2 separate regions of the Homo sapiens genome follow, and region 2 is linked to region 1. Evidence: read pairs that join two places in POLR2A ChIA-PET (ENCODE). Cell type or tissue: A673. All regions are shown on one strand. Each heading gives the region's core, and the rest is flanking DNA. Links, peaks and the distances in the headings are about the cores only.

Region 1 (5,384 bases), core at 130-5,129:
TTGAATCTCTTACTGTCTGCTTAAGACCTTGACTGACATGTTTGAGACCCTTCTTGTCTGAGTCCCTTCCTGATGTATCTAAAACTCTTCCTGATGACTTTAAGACACTTTCCTAACACGTTCGTGACCTTCTATAACTTGCTCGAGCTGTTTCCTGATACTTAAGATCCTTCATAATTTTTTGAGCTCTTTCAGACTATTTGGGGGCCCTTTGTGACATATTTGAGACCTTTCTTATCTTGCTTTAGATGTTTTCTGACTATTCAAGATTGTTTTCTTCTGTTTGAGATCCTTCCTTATGTATTCGATACCCTTCTTGAGTTGAGAACCTTCCAGAAGTATTTGAGATTGTTATTGACTTGTTTAAAGCTCTCCCTGACTTGTCTGAGACTCTTCCTGATGTATTTGAGACAATTTCTGGCTTGCTGGAAACCTTTGCCAAGGTGTTGGAGACTTTTCCTTACTATTTGAGAGTCTTCCTGTCTGACTGAGACCCTTTTGGACATGTTTGAGATCCTTCCTTCTTTTTTGATACTTTCTGACTTCTCCATTCTCACTTTTTTTATTCTTCCTGTCATATGTGAGTCTTTTCCTGACCTATTTGAGACTCTTACTAACCAGTTTCAGACCTTCTCTGGCCTCTTTGAGACTTGTCCTTAAGTATTTAGTTAACTTTTCCTGACATCTTTGAGACCCTTCCTGTCTTTTTGGAGATTTGCTTTTGATTTGTTTCTGAGTGCTGAATCAGTACCTGGTACAATCTTAGGAGGAGGCAAAAAGACAGTTATCCTCAGAATGGAGAGGACCTTTCTTCAAGCATCTAATCAAAACATATATATGACCATGTGTCAAGAAAAATCAGGCTGGGCACGGTGGCGAATGCCTGTAGTCTTAGCTACTTGCAAGGCTGAGGCAGGAGAATCGCTTGAACCCTGGAGGCGGAGGTTGCAGTGAGCCGAGACGGCGCCACTGCACTCCAGCCTGGGTGACAAGAGCGAGACTCTGTCTAAAGAAATAAAAAAGAAAGAAAAGAAAAATCTATCAGTGCTTTCCTTTCATCCAATCCTCAATTGAAAATGAAGAGTTGAGACTTTTCTTGGCGATAGGACATTCCTGGTCTTTTTTCTTTTCTTTTTCTTTTCTTTTTTTTCTCTTTTTTTTTTTTTTTTGAGACAGGCTCTCGCTCTGTCACCGAAGCTGAAGTGCAGTGGTGATCACAGCTCACTGCAGCCTGGACCTCCTGGGCTTCAGGGTCAAGCAATCCTCCCACCTCAGCTCCCTGAGTAGCTGGGACCACAAACATGCTCCACCATGTCCGGCTAATTTTTTAATTTTTTGTAGAGACCTGGGTCCTCCTATGTTGCCCAGGCTGGTCTCAACTCCTGGGCTCAAGTGATCCTCCAGGCCTCCCAAAGTGCTGGGATTACGAGCATGAGCCACTGCACCAGGCCTTTCCTAGTCTTTTTTTTTTTCCAGAGTTTCGCCTCTGTTGCCCAGGCTGGAGCGCAATGGCACAATCTCAGCTCACTGCAAACTCCGCCTCCCGGGTCCAGGTGATTCTCCTGCCTCAGCCTCCTGAGTAGCTGGGATTACAGGCGCTTGACACCATGCCTGGCTAACTTTTTGTATTTTTAGTAGAGACGGAGTTTCGCCATGTTGGCCAGGCTGGTCTGACCTCAGGTGATCCGCCCGCCTCCGCCTCCCAAAGTGCTGGGATTACAGGTGTGAGCCACTGCACCAGGCCTCTTCTAGTCTTTTGATCAAAATTATCTCCAATTCTGCCTAAGTGTCTGTGTTTTTCGTTAGAATATAGTTTTGGCTGTTGTCTCTGAGAACCAAAATAACAATGTCTTACGATAAAGAAAGCAGAGCATTTCTCCCTCTGGGCATATGTAGTCCAGAGCTGCTCTTTCAGCACCATGGTGGTTCCTGGGCTCCTCCTGTGTTATGAAATTGCCATCCCTGAGTGAAGCTTTGTCCACATGGTCCCAGATGGCTCATTACCACATCCCTCTTCCAACCAGCAAGAAGGGCAAAGAGGAAGCAGATAGCAAGCTCTGCTCCTTTAGGGACATGATCCAGAAGTTGCATACATAAGTTCTGCTCACATATAGTTGGCCAGAATGTAGTCACATGACCACATCTAGCTATAAGGGAGGCTGGGTAATGTAGTCTCTATTCTGGGAAGCCATTTTACCTTCTTAAATTCGGGGTTTCTATTGCTACCAAAAAATGAACAAAAAGGATTTGGGGGAACAAATAGCAATCTAGTCACAATCTCCCATTTTGAAACTTAGAAGTTTTCAATTTGGCTAAGAAAAAAAAAAATTCCCTCCTCCGGCAAGAGAAAAAAAAAAAGGAACTTCCCCCCTTTTCTCTTCCTTAACTTGGTAGCTCCCACAGAGGAATGGTTTTTAATGCTAAGCAATGAAAGCAAACGGAAAAAAGGCTGCTGGAATTTGGAGTATTTCTTTGTAATCAAGAATGCCTTGAGATATCAGGCTAGGACCTAAAGACCAACCTGAATTTTGTAATTGAACGTCTGTGTCTGCAGCAAAAGCACAGAACATTTTTAGATGCAGATAGTATCAGATCACCATCTGGACTATAAATAATTTATACATTTCAGATACCTGGGAATCACATGGGCCAGGAACAAATAAGGTACTAAATCTCAGTGAGAAAAAATATCTCCAAACATTGTATCTGTGAATCCAATTTAAAGTCGAATGATGGTTTGGAGAATTGAATAAAAATACAGGAAAGATCTCTATTGCTTACGTAAAATTGAATTCGCATTATTTTTTATTTTAAAAAATATACAAAGGAAAGGCTGAACAAATTAAGCTTAATTCTCCACAATCCAGTCATGGGGTGGGTGGGTTGGGGGCAACTAGAATTGATTCCATATCCAATCCCCTGTCTTTGGGTTCTAGAGGTAAGACGCTTATCAGATCCTCTCCAAGTAGTGACTTTGCACATTGGGCCGCAACTTTGTAAAACATGATCACTCTTTTGACTATTTTTGAGAGAGCTTGCTGAGGCATCTGACTGAGTACACTTAGAGAATGACAAAACATGGCAGAAAGAGAGTCTGGAGGCTGATTCCGGGTTGGCAGTGGGAGGATGAAACAGAACACTGGGCTGCCCCAAATCCAATGGATGGGGCACGGACAGGGGCCAGGGTTCAGTTGGGCATTGCCAGAAAGTCACAACAGATGTTCTTTCAGAGTGGAGCCAGGAGCCTGAAACCTACAAATGAACTCGGTTAGGAGCTGGCAAGATAACTTGCCCACTGACCTTCACCAAGTACTTGTCGGTGGCCTTGCTCAGCCTTTACAGGCCCAGCCATCCACCTGCCAACCTCTCTCTGGACAGTGCCTTAAAGGCTGCACAGAGGAAGTTTCAGCATTGTACTCTCTGGAATGGAGTCTAGTGAGGTGGTTGGGCATGTTTCTGTGTTTTTGAGAAATGGGTGATCACGTGAGGTCCCTCTGAATTGGAATACGTGTGAACACAAATAAGTGTCTTTAATCACTTAGAATTTTTGTTTTATATTTATTCAAAGAATTCTTTTAGACTTATCTAGACATTTGTTTTTCTCATATATCACTTTTGGACATACCTTAAAAAAGAAAATTTAAGTTGGTTAAAGTATTCCTAAAACTTCTTTACATTCAGAACCCAGCTTTTCTGAATCAACTTTTAAAAATTGAGATGCAACATTGTGTGTGTGTGTGTGTGTGTGTGTGTAATTTTTTTTTTTTTTTTGAGACAGGGTCTCACTCTGTCACCCAGTCTGCAGTGCAGTGACACAACCATGGCTTACTGCAGCCTCGACCTCCTGGGCTCAAACCATCCTCCCACTTCAGCCTCCCAAGTAGCTGGGACTACAGGTGTGAGCCACCACACTCAGCTAATTTTTTAAATTTTTTGTAGAGACACGGTTTCACTATGTTGACTAGGCTGGTCTCAAACTCCTGGCCTCAAGCAATCTGGCTGTCTCAGCCTCCCAAAGTGCTAGGATTACAGGCATGACCCACCACGCCTGGCCTGTATATATTAAAGTATGTAAGGTACACTAGTCATAAATGTTTATATACACACACACACACACATATATATAGATACACATAGATACACACACATATATTCTGATAACCACCATCCAAAGGATGTAGAGCAATTGGGACTTTCATACACCATTGGTGGGTGTGAAAATTCATACCATCACTTTGAAAAACAGCTTTATGCCCGGGCACAGTGGCTCACACCTGTAATCCCAGCACTTTGTGAGGCCAAGGCAGGCAGATCACCTGAGGTCAGGAGTTCAAGACCACCCTGACCAACATGGAGAAACCCCATCTCTACTAAAAATACAAAATTAGTCAGGCATGGTGGCACATGCCTGTAATCCCAGCTACTCGGGAGGCTGAGGCAGGAGAATCACTTGAACCCGGGACATGGAGGTTGCGGTGAGCCAAGATCCCACCATTGCACTCCAGCCTGGGCAACAAAAGAGAAACTCCACTCAAAAATAAATAAATAAATAAATAAAAGAAAAACAGTTTTACAGTATCTACTAAAGTTAAACATATGCCTACTTTATGAACTAGCAGTCCCTCTCCTGAATATACACTCAAGAGAAATGAGTGCATATGTCCACCAAAATGCATGTATAAGAATATCTAGGGCTGGGCATGGTGGCTCATGCCTGTAATCCCAGCACTTTGGGAGGCCGAGACAGGTGGATCACTTGAGGCCGGAAGTTCAAGACCAGCCTGGCCAACATGGCGAAACCCTGTCTTTACAAAAAAAAAAAAAATACAAAAATTATCTGGGTGTGGGGGTGCGCACCTGTAGTCCCAGCTACTCAGGAGGCTGAGGCAGGAGAATTGCTTGAACCCAGGAGGCGAAGGTTGCAGTGAGCCGAGATCACGTCACGGTGCCCCAACCCGGGCAACAGAGTGAGACTCTATCTCAAAAACAAAAAAAAAAACATAATATGAGGTATTATATTACTTAGATTATAGATGAAGTGCTAGAGGAGTCCAGAGATCAGGGAAGACATCCTGGAGAAGATCATACCTTCATTCATTCATGTTGCAGCATTTATCAGTACTTCATTCCTAGTTATAGCAAACTAATATCCATTGCGTGGCTAGACAGCATTTTGTTTATCCATTCATCCGTGGATGGATATTTGGGTTATTTCCATCTTTTGGCTATTATGAATAATGCTGCCCTGAACATCTGCATACAAGTCTTTGTGTGGACATATGTTTTGGCCTCTCTTAAGTAGATACCTAGGAGTAGAATTTCTGGGTCATATAGTAAATTTATGCTTAACTTTTTAAGAAACTGCCAGACTGTTTTCCAAATTC
Region 2 (5,384 bases), core at 169-5,168, 210 kb before region 1:
ATCATAGTTAGGAATGTTTTCCCTCTCCCAGACTTCAAGGGATTCACCCTTATTTTCTCTTATTATTTGTGTAGTTTCATTTTTCACACTGAGAATTCTTCTCTATCTGGAATTTACCAGTGTAAGGAATAAATTGGATCTTATCTTTTTCTGTATGGCTATCAAGTTGTTCCAGTGCCACTTATTTAAAAAGTGTTTCTTGGGCTGGGCGCAGTGGCTCACACCTGTAATCCCAGCACTTTGGGAGGCCGAGGCGGGTGGATCACCTGATGTCAGGAGTTCGAGACCAGCCTAGCCAACATGGTGAAACCCTGTCTCTACTAAAAATACAAAAAATTAGCCAGGCGTGGTAGCGGACGCCTGTAATCCCAGCTACTCGGGAGCCTGAGGCAGGAGAATCACTTGAACCTGGGAGGCAGAGGTTGCAGTGGGCCAAGATTGTGCCACTGCACTCCAGCCTGGGCAACGAGAGTGAAACTCCGCCTCAAAAAAAAAGAAAAAAACAAAAAAAACCGTGTTTCTTTTCCCCATGATTGAAATAAGCTTTTATCATATACTATATTTCCATGTGTGTGTGGATGTATTTCTTGCTTGCTTTATATTCTGTTCCATTTGTCAATTCATATGTCAATATCATAGTGATTTAATTATAAAACTTTTAAATATGTTTTCATATCTCTTGGAGCTAGCCCTCCTCATCACTTTTATTTCCTAAGGAATGTCTGTTCTTACTTGTTTATTCTTCTAAATAAACTTTATAATCAACATTTCTGGCTCCAGAAAATAAGACTGATGAAATTATATTGAGATAGTGTTAAATCTGTAGATTAGCTTACAAAGAATTGACATTTTTATGTTGTTAAATTTTTCTATCAAAGAACGTGGTAATCTACTTATTCAAATATTTTAGGAGTGTTTTATAGTTTTTTCATAAAGATTTTCCACATTTCTTGTTATGTTTCTACTAAGGCACTTTATTTTATTTTGCTCTTGTAAATGGTGTTTTCTCTTCCATTATTTCTTCTAACTGGTTATTGATTAGAAGAAATATTGTTAAAATGTCCATACTGCCCAAAGTGATCTACAAATTCAATGTAATCCCTATCAAAATTCTAACGACATTTCTTCACATAAATTTTTAAAAAATCCTAAAATTCATATGGAACCACAAAAGACCCTGAATAGCTAAAGCAATCTTGAGCAAAAATAGCAAAGCTAGAGGCATCATACTAGTTGACTTCAAAATATACTACAAATCTATAGTAATCAAAACTGCATGGTACTGACATAAAAACAACACACATAGATCACCAGAACAGAATATAGGGCCCAGAATAAATCCACACATTTACAGTCAATTTATTTGTCAGTTTTTGACAAAGATGCCAAGAACACACAATGGAGAATGAACAGTCTCTTGATTATTATTTGCAGTAATTTGTTCATTGACTGTTTTAGGTTTTCCAGGTATATAATAATATCAGCTGCAACAAAAAAGATAACATTTTACTTCTTTCTTTCTCCTTATGATGCCTCTACTTGATTTTTTTTTCTAATTGCTTTGGCTAATACCTTCAATACAATTCTTAAAACTAGTGGATCCGGACCAGGCGCGGTGGCTCACGCCTCTAATTCCAGCACTTTAGGAGGCCGAGGAGGGCAAATCACTTGAGGTCAGGAGTTTGAGACCAGCCTGACCAACATGGTGAAACCCCATCTCTACTAAAAGTACAAAAATTAGCTGGGCATGGTGGTGTATGCCTGTAATCTCAGCTACTCAGGAGGCTGAGGCACAAGAATCGCTTGAACCCGGGAGGTGGAGGTTGCAGTGAGCTGAGATTGCACTACTGCACTTAGTCTGGGTGACAGAGTGAGACTCCGTCTCAAAACAAAACAAACAAACAAAAAACTAGTGGATCCAATGGGCCTTCTTATCTCAGTCCTGACTTTGGCATGAAAACCTCCCTTATTTGATTATTAAGTAAGATGCTGTACTTTGGGGGGAAATATATAAATATATAATCATGTTAAAGAAATATCCATGAGGTCCTGTTTTATCATTTTTAACATAAGTGTCAACTCCTAAATTTGTAAGTGGTAAAAAAATGAGTCACATTATTTATCTAAAAGAAAATCTGTTAATGTAACACATGATCATAGTAACTTCACAGACAAGTGTGTTCAAGAATGTCTATTCCAGGAGGTTTATAATCCCAGGGGAGGGGTGCCGCATGAGCCAATCACAGAATAATTCAAAGGCTCTAGGATGGAGAGTAGGGACAGTATAGTATAGTGGGTCCCTATATTAAAAAGACTCAGGTTCGAGTTCGAGTCCTAACTCTGCAACTGTGATCATGGGCAAGTTACTCAGCCTCTCAGGGCCTCAATTGCCTTTTATGTAAATGAGGATAATGATGCTAAGCTACCTGAAGGATTGCTGTGTTTAGTGAGATAATTGCCCCTGAAGATTTAGTTTAGGACTTGGCACATACTAAAAGCTCATTAAGTGGTAGCTCTTATCATTAAGTGCTAAAACAAGTAGTAAAGATAATAAATGCTATGAGGGGGTCTCTGGAGGAGGGGGGCATTTAAGCCAATTCTTTGAAAGCTTTGTAGGGTTTGAATAGACAGAGGATTGAGGAGGAAAAAGAGGACTTTCTAGGTAGGAGGGGAAAGATCTTTAAAATGTAAACGGTCATGCCAAAACAGTAGTTCATTTTAATTTGTGTTTTTTTAAAGTTCCAATTGCTTTTTTTGTCCAGCTGCCTTTTAAAAGCATCATTATTTAAAATCAAGCTGGGCATAGTGGCTCACACTTGTAATCCCAGCACTTTGGGAGGCCAAGACTGGCAGATCACTTGAAGCCAGAAGTTCGAGACCAGCCTCGTCAACATGGCAAAACCCCGTCTCTACTAAAAATACAAAAATTAGCAAGGTGTGGTGGCGCATGCCTGTAATCCCAACTACTCGGGAGGCTGAGGCACAAGAATCGCTTGAACCCAGGAGTTGGAGGTGGCAGTGAGCCGAGTTTGTGCCACTGCACTCTAGCCTAGGTGACAGAGTGAAACTCTGTCTCAAAAATAAATAAATAAATAAATAAATAAATAAATAAATAAAGCATCATTATTTAAAATTTGATTTGCTGTCATTACATTTTGCAGAATACTTGAATATGAATAGCATGTTTTATTACGCATATGAGAGAAAAACATTTTGAATCAACTTCCATGCTGCCTATCTTTAAGGCCCCCATTGGCTTCCTCATCCCTTATAATTTTTGTCTAGCTGCTACTTTGCATTTTAATTTGACCCTGCCTTTTATTTATTTGCACTTATTACCAGAGTGCTTTCTTAAATTAAAATTTTTTGTGTGTTTCCTATTCAGTATTTGATGACTGTTTATTACTGTAATTCATTGTTCAGAAAAATGTACCACATCCCACATCCATCATTATACTCCATTCTCCATGGGGTCTAAACCATTTTACGGAGTCATTAAATGAATATATTATTTGGGAATTAAATGAATGGAAAGAAAGGGAAAGGGTATCCAAAGGTGGTGAGGAGGTGAGGGAGGCAGTGGTGGGACTTATTCAAAGCACACCCTCCACTGCAAGCAGGAAGTACATAAAAAGCCTGAGCCTTTCCCTTTCCCCTACCTCCCCACTCTGCCCACTAGTCCTCTAATTTAGTGGAAACTTGCATTAATCTCTTTTTCAGACTGAGATTGGGAGTGTGCAGGGTGGTTGAACAAAAATTTGTGAAACATGTTGGTTGTCTCAGGTTTTGTTATCCAAGAAGACTGATATGGTTTGGCTATGTCCCCTTCCAAATCTCAACTTGAATTGTAGCTCCCATAATCCCCATGTATCATAGGAGGGACCCAGTGGGAGGTAATTGAATCATGGTGGTGGTGGGTTTTCCCATGCTGTTCTCATGACAATGAATAAGTCTCATGAGATCTGATGGTTTAATAAAGGGCAGTTCCCCTGCACAAGCTCTCTTGCCTGCTGCCATGTAAGATGTGCCTTTCCTCCTCCTTTGTCTTCTGCCATGATTGTGAGGCCTCCCCAGACATTTGGAACTGTGAGTCCATTAAACCTCTTTTTCTTTATAAATTACCCCGTCTCGGGTATTTCTTCATTGCAGTATGAAAATGGACTAATACAAAGACCCTGAATCAAGAATTTGAATGCCAATAGTTCATTTGAGAGGTGAACCTCAAAAACAACAGTGGGGAAAGGGGGAAGTAAAAAAGGAAGGAGAAGGAAGCCATGTTAAGGAGAAGGAAGGTATGTTATTGTCCAGAACTATAAAGGGTCATGTATTCATTTAAAATTTGAAAAAGAATAAATGCTTACTGGAGAAATTCCAGAAAAGATATATATGTATACAGATTATATGGATGTATATTATTATATGATATAAATGTCAAGAAGTGTGAAGGTTCTGAGATTTTACCGTACTTGCAAGCTAACAAGTTAGCCAGCCACAGATTCATAGATGCTGGCAGAAGACAGGAGACTCCTGGTTTAGAGGAAAGGGATATATTACTCATGGCACAGCAGGCAGTTCCCCACATTTCCACAGGGTGATGGGGAATGGCCCATATGGATGCTGCACATGCAGTATTAATCACCAAATTCCCATCCCTTTTCGACTAGGGCTGCTCCGGGGACCTTAACTCCATGGCACTTCTGGTCTATTGACCATTCTACCACACCCAGTTGTCAGAGCCAGTCCTGACCAAAATATGGAATTGGCTTTGATTACCAACTTCCCCTTCTCCAAACTTTCCCCAAGGTGACTGTCTCTACCTTCCCCAAGGAGAAAGTGGGTCCACATCTTTATGTGTCTTGGTCTCTTCTTTTATTCTCAGTGAAGTCTGCCATGGTAAACTCTTCATCTGCACTAGAGAGTAAATGGCTGGGAACAGCTGTGTTATCCTTGGAACTGGGATCAATGTCTTAAAGCTAAAGATTTAAACACCTCATTTAAGTGAAACGGGAGAGTTCCCTGATTCCCCTTGCGGATGTGTGATGGGGTGTCGCTTGCTTGGTCGCTGGCAGCTCAAACCCCTAGGGAGAGCATGCAGCTGGGCAGATGCAGAGGCCGTTGTGAGCACTTTTGGGCTCCGGCCCCAAGACAGCTTCTAGGGATGGGTGTCTGCAACTCCCGAAGCCCAAGTGGGCATGTGTTATCAAGCTCTTTCAGATTTGCCATCTGCAGGTGGCTTGTATGTTAAGCAGCTCAATGGACCCTCTGCCTTATTGCAAGGACTGGGGGGCAGTGTAACAGCCTTCTGTATCCTGAGTTATTGCCCAGTGTACCAGAAGAATCGGATCACACGTGGGCTCGAAAGATGAGTGCAAGATTTTATTGAA

The links. ChIA-PET counts read pairs that join two places held together with the same protein. Peaks named below come from ENCODE experiments on the same cell type or tissue, not always from the same donor. Only the 100,000 strongest peaks of a DNase experiment are listed, where the experiment ranks them.
Region 2: POLR2A ChIA-PET joins it to region 1 with 8 read pairs; 3 of 35 experiments call an interaction of 5 or more read pairs at or near these places.

What each region holds. Positions count from the first base shown.
Region 1 is chrX:40,995,011-41,000,394 of GRCh38, forward strand. No RefSeq gene overlaps it. Among named protein-coding and RNA genes, the nearest start is that of USP9X, 88 kb to the right of the region's middle. RefSeq lists an enhancer at 2,006-2,300 and a silencer at 2,065-2,124. In A673, for the core only: no CTCF peak of the experiment used is centred there; a DNase peak (open chromatin) is centred at 2,131; H3K27ac peaks cover 450 bases.
Region 2 is chrX:40,785,803-40,791,186 of GRCh38, forward strand. No RefSeq gene overlaps it. Among named protein-coding and RNA genes, the nearest start is that of MED14OS, 53 kb to the left of the region's middle. In A673, for the core only: no CTCF peak of the experiment used is centred there; no DNase peak of the experiment used is centred there.